Regions from separate parts of the Homo sapiens genome. Here region 1 is linked to region 2. The links are chromatin contacts, found by Hi-C or POLR2A ChIA-PET in ENCODE. All regions are on one chromosome and are shown on one strand. Each heading gives the region's core, a stretch centred on a gene start or an enhancer-like site at or near the end of the contact. The rest is flanking DNA. Distances are from core to core; before and after follow the strand shown.

What was found. A loop is a pair of places that touch in the nucleus more often than their neighbours do. ChIA-PET counts read pairs that join two places held with the same protein, here RNA polymerase II (POLR2A). Pooled maps may share reads with other maps.
Region 1: POLR2A ChIA-PET joins it to region 2 with 13 read pairs in OCI-LY7. The contact joins the enhancer-like site here to the promoter of NHP2 in region 2. A Hi-C loop is called at or near these places in 2 of 168 maps with a recorded cell type or tissue (CD8-positive, alpha-beta T cell and naive thymus-derived CD4-positive, alpha-beta T cell), 2 of 37 single-sample maps with no recorded cell type and 12 of 50 pooled maps. POLR2A ChIA-PET finds 5 or more read pairs at or near these places in 7 of 52 experiments (BJ, GM12878, H1 and 4 more).

Annotation. Positions count from the first base shown.
Region 1 is chr5:177,544,580-177,548,483 of GRCh38, forward strand. The region is part of intron 1 of FAM193B (family with sequence similarity 193 member B); the gene reads right to left. Among named protein-coding and RNA genes, the nearest start is that of FAM193B, 8.0 kb to the right of the region's middle. Within about 2 kb of position 1,897, at least 20 of the 41 ENCODE cell types and tissues checked have a DNase peak (open chromatin) inside an H3K27ac peak, as active enhancers do; they include PC-9 and Panc1, where a contact is called at or near this core.
Region 2 is chr5:178,151,294-178,155,775 of GRCh38, forward strand. It overlaps NHP2 (NHP2 ribonucleoprotein), which reads right to left and starts at 2,592. Exons shown (of 4, transcript NM_017838.4): 1 at 2,365-2,592; 2 at 2,198-2,267. The coding sequence starts at 2,524. RefSeq lists an enhancer at 1-160.

The sequences.
Region 1 (3,904 bases), core at 647-3,146, 610 kb before region 2:
TAAAATTCTGAAACTTGCATCTACCACCATGAGTTTGACAGCTTCCAAATACTTGAAGACTTTTCTGATGAAATTGGTGGTGATATTAACAAATGTTATCTTTTGGCATTGTAAAATGAAATGGAAAACATTTGGAAGATGTGCAAAATCCAGTGAGCCTATTTTCCAAATGACCAAAGCATGATGGATTCAAAGCACTGGCTCGACCAATAGATTTTAGTGTAAATGAGTATGAAGACTTCACTGATATGGGCTCAAATTCAATAATGGAAATTATTTGGAAAGGCTACTGAAACATTCCTCCCTTTCTCACTTACATATTTGTGTGAGGTTGGATTTTTTTTCATATACTTCAACCAAAACAATGTATTGCAAAAGACTGAATACAGAAGCATATATGAGAAGCCAGCTTTAGTCTATTAAGCCAGATGAAAAGAAATTTGCAAAAATGAAAAGAAGACCATTCTTCTAATTTTTTTTTTAAGATGAAATCTCGCTCTGTCATCCAGGCTGGAGTGCAGTGGCATGATCTCAGCTCACTGCAACCTCCACCTCCCATGTTCAAGCGGTTCTCCTGCCTCAGCCTCCCAAGTGGCTAGGATTACAGGCGCCTGCCAATACGCCTGACTAATTTTTATATTTTTAGTAGAGACAGGGTTTCACCATGTTGGCCATGCCGGTCTTGAACTCCTGACCTCAAGTGATCCGCCTGCCTCAGCCTCTCAAAGTGCTGGCATTACAGGCATGAGCCACCACACCTGGCCATTCTTCTAATTTTGTTTTGGAAAATATAGTTTTCATTAAAAATTGTTATGTTAACAAGATAGCTTTAATATTGTCTTTCTTAAATAAATTAGTGACAAAATATTTTAAAGCTTTCTCAGCTTTAATATTTAATTTGGTAAGTATCAATAGATATAAACAACACAAACAAAAGCTCTTTGGGTTCCTCAATAATTTTTAGGAATATATAAGGTCTCCTGAGGTTGGAGGATTGCTCAAGCCCAAGTGACGGAGGTTGCAGTGAGCCAAGATTGCACCATTGTACTCCAAACTGGGTAACAGTGAGAGCCTGTCTCAAAAAAAAAAAAAAAAAAAGATAGCTCTCTGGGGGCATGACTCAATTTTCTAGCTTGGCCTTTCTGTCCACAATTTGGGAATAACCCATTGCCAGACCAGACAGCTGTCAAGGACTACTCTGAAGCTGGATTGAATTTCCAGCACTCAGCGTGGCCTCATTCATCCCATGGATTCTTTTTCATCTCCAGAGTTTGTGTATGTTCGTACAGGATTGCCCCAAGACACATGCTGTATCTAACCAGCTGCCCTGCAACAGGTCCCAAATTCTATTTTGAAATGGCCCATTAGAGCACTCTACTCTCAAGGCACCCAACTCCAAGAGCCTCTCTGTCACCAAGGCAGGCAGAGGACAACACCAGCAGCTAAAATTCCCTTTCAGAAGCAGAGAAAATGATTAATCCTCAGCCTAGAAAAACTCATTGTCATAGTTATCATCAGTCACTCTTCCATTCACCCATTTATTCCCTCATTCAACATTGTCAGAGTCCCTGTCTCCTGCCAATTGTGCTAAGTGCCGGGAAACATCTACCCTTGACAATTCCTATTCATTCCCTAAGATTCTGGTCAAAGGTCAATGAAGCTCTTGCTGGTCAAGCTAAGCACAACTGATTCTATTTAGTATAGCATCATCAAAATGTGCCACAGATGTATTCTGTCTGTTCCTAAATTCCTGGTAGAATGTGAGCCCTCTGGGGGCAGTGTGTGGACCTTGGTCATTTAAGTATGCCCAGGAACCTAGGCTTGGCTTGGGCCTGACACATTGCAGGCATTCACTGAATAAATAAATGAAAGCTTAAAGCCCATCTGGCTCATGTCTCAGCTGTTCAACACAAAGGCAGAATTTAAAACAGAGCCAAAACAGTGCATTTCCCAACATGCTATGAGTCACTCTGAGCCACTGATGAGAGGGCAATCAGTGAGAAGAATCTCAGACTATTCTAATGCTGACAATCAGAGCTGCAGTTAATTCTAAGAGAGCTGACACAACCCCACCTCAGTGCCCTGGAGCTGTTACCCAAACTTCCATGCAGGCTGTGGGCTCAGGCCCTTCCAGGAGGTAGAACAGCTGTTTCACACTACGAGACTAGTCAGTGGAGAATCCTTTCTGGTTGTACAAGCTCGGTTGGGAGTGAGTCTCTCTGATCCTAGTGACCTTAACCCTAAAACTTTCTGTTTTAATATCCCCACAAGGCTAGCTCATCCGCTGAACTGCCTCCTGGGTGCAATGAGCCACAAGGAGGGCCCAAGCCGCAGATTTACCTGAATCCTCAGGTCAAACTGCCACTCTGCTACTCTAACCCCAGCACACGTTACTCATGGAGGAGGAAGAGCATGAATTTTGGGGACGAGACACACAGTTGTGAGTTCAAATCCCAGTTGCCATTTTCAATATGATCTTGGAATATTACTCAATTTCTTTGAGCCTCAATTTCCTCATTTATGAAATGGGAATAAAACCATATTTTACAGAGTTGTGAGGACAGAAGGAAATAAATTATGTAAAGTACCTGGCCTGGGCCTGGCACAAAGTAGGTGCTCAATACCCGTTAGTTTCTTTCCTCTTCTGCCCTGGAAGAAATGACAGGGAAACTTACTAAGTGAGACTTGCCCAAACCAAATTTATTTCTTTTTTTTTTTTTTTTGAGACGGAGTTTCGCTCTGTCGCCCAGGCTGGAGTGCAGTGGCGCGATCTCGACTCACTGCAAGCTCCGCCTCCCGGGTTCACGCCATTCTCCTGCCTCAGCCTCCTGTGTAGCTGGGACTACAGGCACGCGCCACCATGCCCGGCTAATTTTTGTATTTTTTAGTAGAGACGGGGTTTCACCGTGTTAGCCAGGATGGTCTCGATCTCCTGACCTCGTGATCCTCCCGTCTCGGCCTCCCAAAGTGCTGGGATTACAGGCGTGAGCCACCGCGCCCGGCCCCAAATTTATTTCTTGAAGCAAAGGACAGAAGGACTAGACAAGTGACTTCAAGGCCTCTTTGAACCCCCAGCTCCTTGTTTTCTGGCTATAACTTCCTAATAAAACCTTCAGTGTTTGCAGTTCCACCAGCCCCTTCTTTCTGCTTTAGTTTCCCTACATCATTTTTCACAGTAGATAGATCTACTCGTAGCTACCACTTGTGCTAAGCATCCTAAGCATGGAGGGGGAAATAATAAAGGGAGCTAAGGGCCTTTGGTGGAGAATGAAGGGGAGATGGACTGCAGCATGTTGGCCCACAGGCTGCACAACCATGCAGCTGCTGTGCTGGGAGCCACCCAGAGTCTGAAGGATGAAGGCAGGCTCACAGGCACAGAACCGAAGGCACACACACAGGGCCCTTCCCAAGACATAGCATGCCTCTCCTCAGTCCTTCTCTGCTTCTGCACATCCTGCCAAGAAGGACCAAATACATAAAGTAGTCACACCTTCCCATATGCTGTTCCTTCTGCCTTTTTCTTCTCTTTTTTTTAGGCTCGATCTGGGTGTTACATCCTCTTAAGTCCACAGGAAGAATGAACTTGGCTTTGCTCTAGGATATCCTAACACTCTTTTGTTTAAAAACGTATCTCTAGAATAGAGCTTATCATATATATTCTAGTGGTTGAAATCTGTCCTTTCCACAATACTGTGAGCTTTTCAAGGGCAGAGCCTGTGTCCCACAAGTCACTGTATTGCAGTCATTCAGCAGAAGCTGTAGCACAGAGTAGGCACAGGTAAGTGTTTGGATACACAATGGAAGATTATACACAATGGAAGTTGGCAAATATCATTAATAGATCAGAACTGGGGGAAGGTTTTTTGTTCTGTTTTAAACTAAGGTTGTTTCTGTTCTTGTTTAT
Region 2 (4,482 bases), core at 1,342-3,841:
CAGCCCACGGAGGGGCTGGGGCGGGGGAGAGCATGTGGTGTGAGAATCAGAACGGCACCAGACACAGCCGAGAGACTGGCAGGGGACACCCCCAAGACCTTGAGTACCAGGCTAAGAAGCATGGGCTCTGTCCCAAGAGTGACAGTGAGGCAATGAAAGCTTGCCAGAGACTCAGCCAGGGTTCCTAGCTGGCCAGGTGTCAAGGCTGGGGGGCAAGGGCCTCAGGAGCCTAAGACACAGAAGGAAAAGTCTGCTCTCCCATGCTGGATAACAGGCGGACACACAAGGACAGAGCCCTCGGCTGAAAGAATGCTTCCGCACTCCTAGTGCTCCTCTGGGCCCTCTGCTGGCTCCCCTTCTGTTAAGCGCCTTTCACTGTGAGTGTTCCTCACAGCCTTGTCCTCGGCTGCCCTCTCCTCTCAGGACCTTCTTCCTGGCTGACCGGAGCCACTGCCATGGGGTCAGGTGCCATCTATGTGCTGAAAACTCCCAGATGTACTATCTCCAGCCTGGCCCTCTCTCTTCCATGCTCCAAACCCCTATAGCCATCTGCCTGTTTGACAGTTCTCCTGGTGTGGGGCGGGGTGGAAGTCATGTGTCTCTACAGCACCTCAAAAACTTACCCAGACCCAAATTTGTGATCTTTCTACACAAATCTGGTCCCCCTCCACTGTTCACATCTCAAGATTGGGCCCTCTGTCCCTCCAGCTGGGCATGTCAGAACCTAGAAGTCGTCAATACCTCCCCATTCTCCACATCTGAAAGTCCTTTCAAATCTGTCCCCTTTAACTCTGTCTCCACCATCACCTCTCCAGGACTACAGTAGTCTACTACCTGAACTTTCCCAAACCTACTCGTACCTCTCTAATCCTTTCTTCAATTGTCAGAAAAATCTTAGGGTGTAAAAAATAATAAAAATTATGTCACTTCCTGGCTTTAACCCCTAATAGCCTCCAAAGTGCTGAGTATAAAAACTAAATTTACTGTGTCCTACAAGGCCCCCTAAGAAGGTAGCACTTCTGCTCACCAGACCCTCTCCTGCCCAGAGGCCCACTCTTTCTTCTGGCAGAATCCTCCCACCCACCCCCCAATTAATCCCTGTGTCTTAAGACCTCAGCTCAAATGTGACTGCTGAGGGAAACTTCCCCAGATGCGCCCTCCCCAGCTAGGTTAGATGCCGTTGAGCATCAAGTCTGCCCAACATTATTGATCTCTTGAGCACCTACAGTTTCACTTCTTGGGATAAAGCAAGGAGGCCCTGTTCTGAAGGAGCTTACCATCTGGCCTGAGAGGGTGATAAAGGGAAGAAAAATGTAAACAAGGTTCAAACTTTGATAAATGCCATTAAGAAAAGTGGGGTGATGAAGTTATCATTGCACTCTGTTATTTTCCTTCATGGCTATCTATCACAACGTGTAATTAGTTGTGTGTGTGTCATTATCTGATGAATGAATGTCACTGTTTCCCCCATAACACAGTGCCTGAAAAAGAGTACATTCAATTGTTAAGGCTGCCAGGCGCGGTGGCTCATGCCTGTAATCCCAACGCTTCGGGAGGCTGAGGCAGGAGGATTCCTTGAGCCCAGGAGTTCAAGACCAGCCCGGGCAACATGGCGAGACTCCTCTGTCTCTGCAAAACAACAATAACAACAGCCAGGCGTGGCGCAAGCCGGTGGTCTCAGCTATTCGGGAGGCTGAGGTGGGAGGATCGCTTGAGCCCAGGGGGACGAGGCTGCAGCGAGCTGTGATCGCACCACCGCACTCCAACCTGGGTGAGAGCTAGACCCATCTCAAAAACAAACAAAAACGTTAACGTTCAGTTCCTTAAATACAGAGCCGGAGAGGGGTCATCCCTAGGACTGAGATTCAGGGCTGAGAGGATTAGGGCGGGGGCCGGAGGTAATCTGAGGCAAGGAGCGGAGCCCGGGGAGGAGGGTCCCTGAATTAATGAAGGTGGGTTTACTCTAAGGGACTTTGCTTACACAATTCGCTTCACTTTGGAATTCACTTTGAGCTGGTATACGTGGTGTACCGGTATTGTCGTACCGGTATTGTACCAAAGGGACTTTACCGACTGCTTGATTGGCTTCTGTATATGGGGCTAGGTCAGAGTTAACCTTTTTACTGCGCGCCTACTAAGTAGAGATTTCTCCGTTAACGTTTAGAAATGCAAAATCCAGAGGAAGGAAGGTTCTTACCCTTTTTCTCCTTTGTTGACAAATTTCTGAACCTCTTTCACCCCGCGCCGAATCTGCTTCTGCTTCACCGCTGCAACGACAGAAGAGTCGGTCGGGGGCCTCGCTCAGCCACCCGCGCACCCATCCCACCCGCGCACCCATCCCGGCCACGCCGCCGTCCGCCTCACCTTTCTTGATGCATTTGTAGAGCTTCCGCGTGAGGCGGCGAGAAGCCAGGGGCTGCGCGATGGGGTTCTGGTTGACCAGCAGCTCCTGGTAGGTGCGCTCCCCGGAACACGCCTCCGCCTGAGCCTCGGGCCCGTCGGGATCTGCCTTTATTTTGGTCATCGCAGCGGCCGCTGAAACCTAGTCCCAGGGAGGCGAGCCCACGCGGTCCACAGCTTTAGGCATCACTTCCAGGTCATCAGCTGCGCGAGAAGCCGCCGTACAACACGGCCAATCAGGAAAGGAAGTCTCCGACTCAGCCCAATCGTTGACGCCCAGCTTCGTAACTACGGAGAGCGGAGAGGGGCGGAGTCATGGTCCTTAAGGCGGGGCCATCCCCGGACCAAGGGACTGGGCGGAACCGATTAGGGCGGAGCGGAGGGAATGTGAGGCAAGGGGCGGAGCCCTGGGAATCGGGGCCGGAGAGGGCGGGGCTCTGGGTGCTGGAAAGGCTGCCTCGTTTTTTTTCTTTTTTGAGGCAGAGTTTCGCTCTTATTGCCCAGGCTGGGGTACAGTGGCGCAATCTCGACTCACTGCAACCTCCGCCTCCCGGGTTCAAGCGATTCTCCTACTTCAGCCTCCCGAGTAGCTGGGATTGCAGGCATGCGCCACCACGCCCAGATAATTTTGTATTTTTACTAGAGACAGGGGTTCTCCATGTTGGTCAGGCTGGTCTTGAACTCCTGACCTCAGGCGATCCGCCCGCCTCGGCCTCCCAAAGTGCTGGGATTACAGGCGTGAGCCACCGCGCCCGGCCTAAGGCTGCCTCCTTTCTTGCATAATTTTTCTTTGTTTTCTGACCCCTGGACCCGGCTGCGCAGGTGTGAAAGATACAGAGCAAGGGATGACCCCACTGACCTGCGTCTGCACCGCTTTTCCACAGATAGCGTGTGGCTCACTCTCATCCCGCAGGGTTCCGTTTCAGTGTTTCCCATGGGAGAGGTTTCCCTGGTGATTTTATCTAAAATTGCCGTCCCCTCTCTCTCCAAACCAGCATCCCTTCACCCGCTATTTTCCCGCAGTTCTTACCATTGCCTGACGCTACACATGCAGAGGGCCTAGCCGAGAAGCCAGCCGGGGCTGAGGGAAGGACGGCTCCAGCGAAGCCGGGAACAGCGGAGGGAAGGCTTTGGGGACTGAGCTCCCTGCCGTGCAGGGTGAGAGCTATGAGGAGCTACCCTTTGGACGGGTCTGTAGAAGGTAAAGGGACAGAGCTGCCAGGGCGTGGGGGGCGGTGGCAGGCCGAGATCCAGTGGATCTTGGTATCTCTGATTAGCCTCTTCCACTATATTTTGGAACTCTGGATGGATATTAATTAGATAATCGCTGCAAATTACTAATTTGTAATACTAATTACCTTTGATCCTGATGTGGCAGGCCTGCCATTTTTGTGTTGCTGGAACAGGCCAGTAAGTAGAAACTTAGAAGTGTTCCGGTAGTTGTGGGTGGGAACACAGGTCAGTTAAACCAACTTAAAAATTGGCCTTTCCCGGGTGTGGTGACTCGTGCCTGTGGTTCCAGCTACCCGGGAGGCTGAGAGGGGGCTCGCTTGAGCCCAGAAGTTAGAGGCTTCAGTGAGCCATGACTGCACCTGTGAATAGCCACTGCACTCCAGTCTGGGCCACCCAGGAAAATCTTGTCTCTAAAACAAAACAACAACAACAAAAACCTTGTAACTCTGAACTAAAGTGCAATAAATTTTGTTTTGCATTAAATAAAAACAAATAGGCTGGGCGCGGTGCCTGTAATCCCAGCACTTTGGGAGGCCGAGGCGGGCAGATCATGAGGTCAGGAGATCGAGACCATCCTGGCTAACACGGTGAAACCCCCGTCTCTACTAAAAATCACTCTGTCCAGCAGAGTGATGGAGAATTTCACTCCTGAGAACCCAGTTCAAACAAATTCAAACAAATGGGCTCGCTTGACTGACCTCACTCAGAGCCTCGGTTGTGAAGTCCCTTCAGCTCTTACATGGAAGGAAAAAGAAAGTTAACATTTATGTGGCGAGCATATTATATACAATATCTCATTCAGTGCTCACCAAAAAATACCTCTATGGTAAAGGTAAAGACTTTACCATC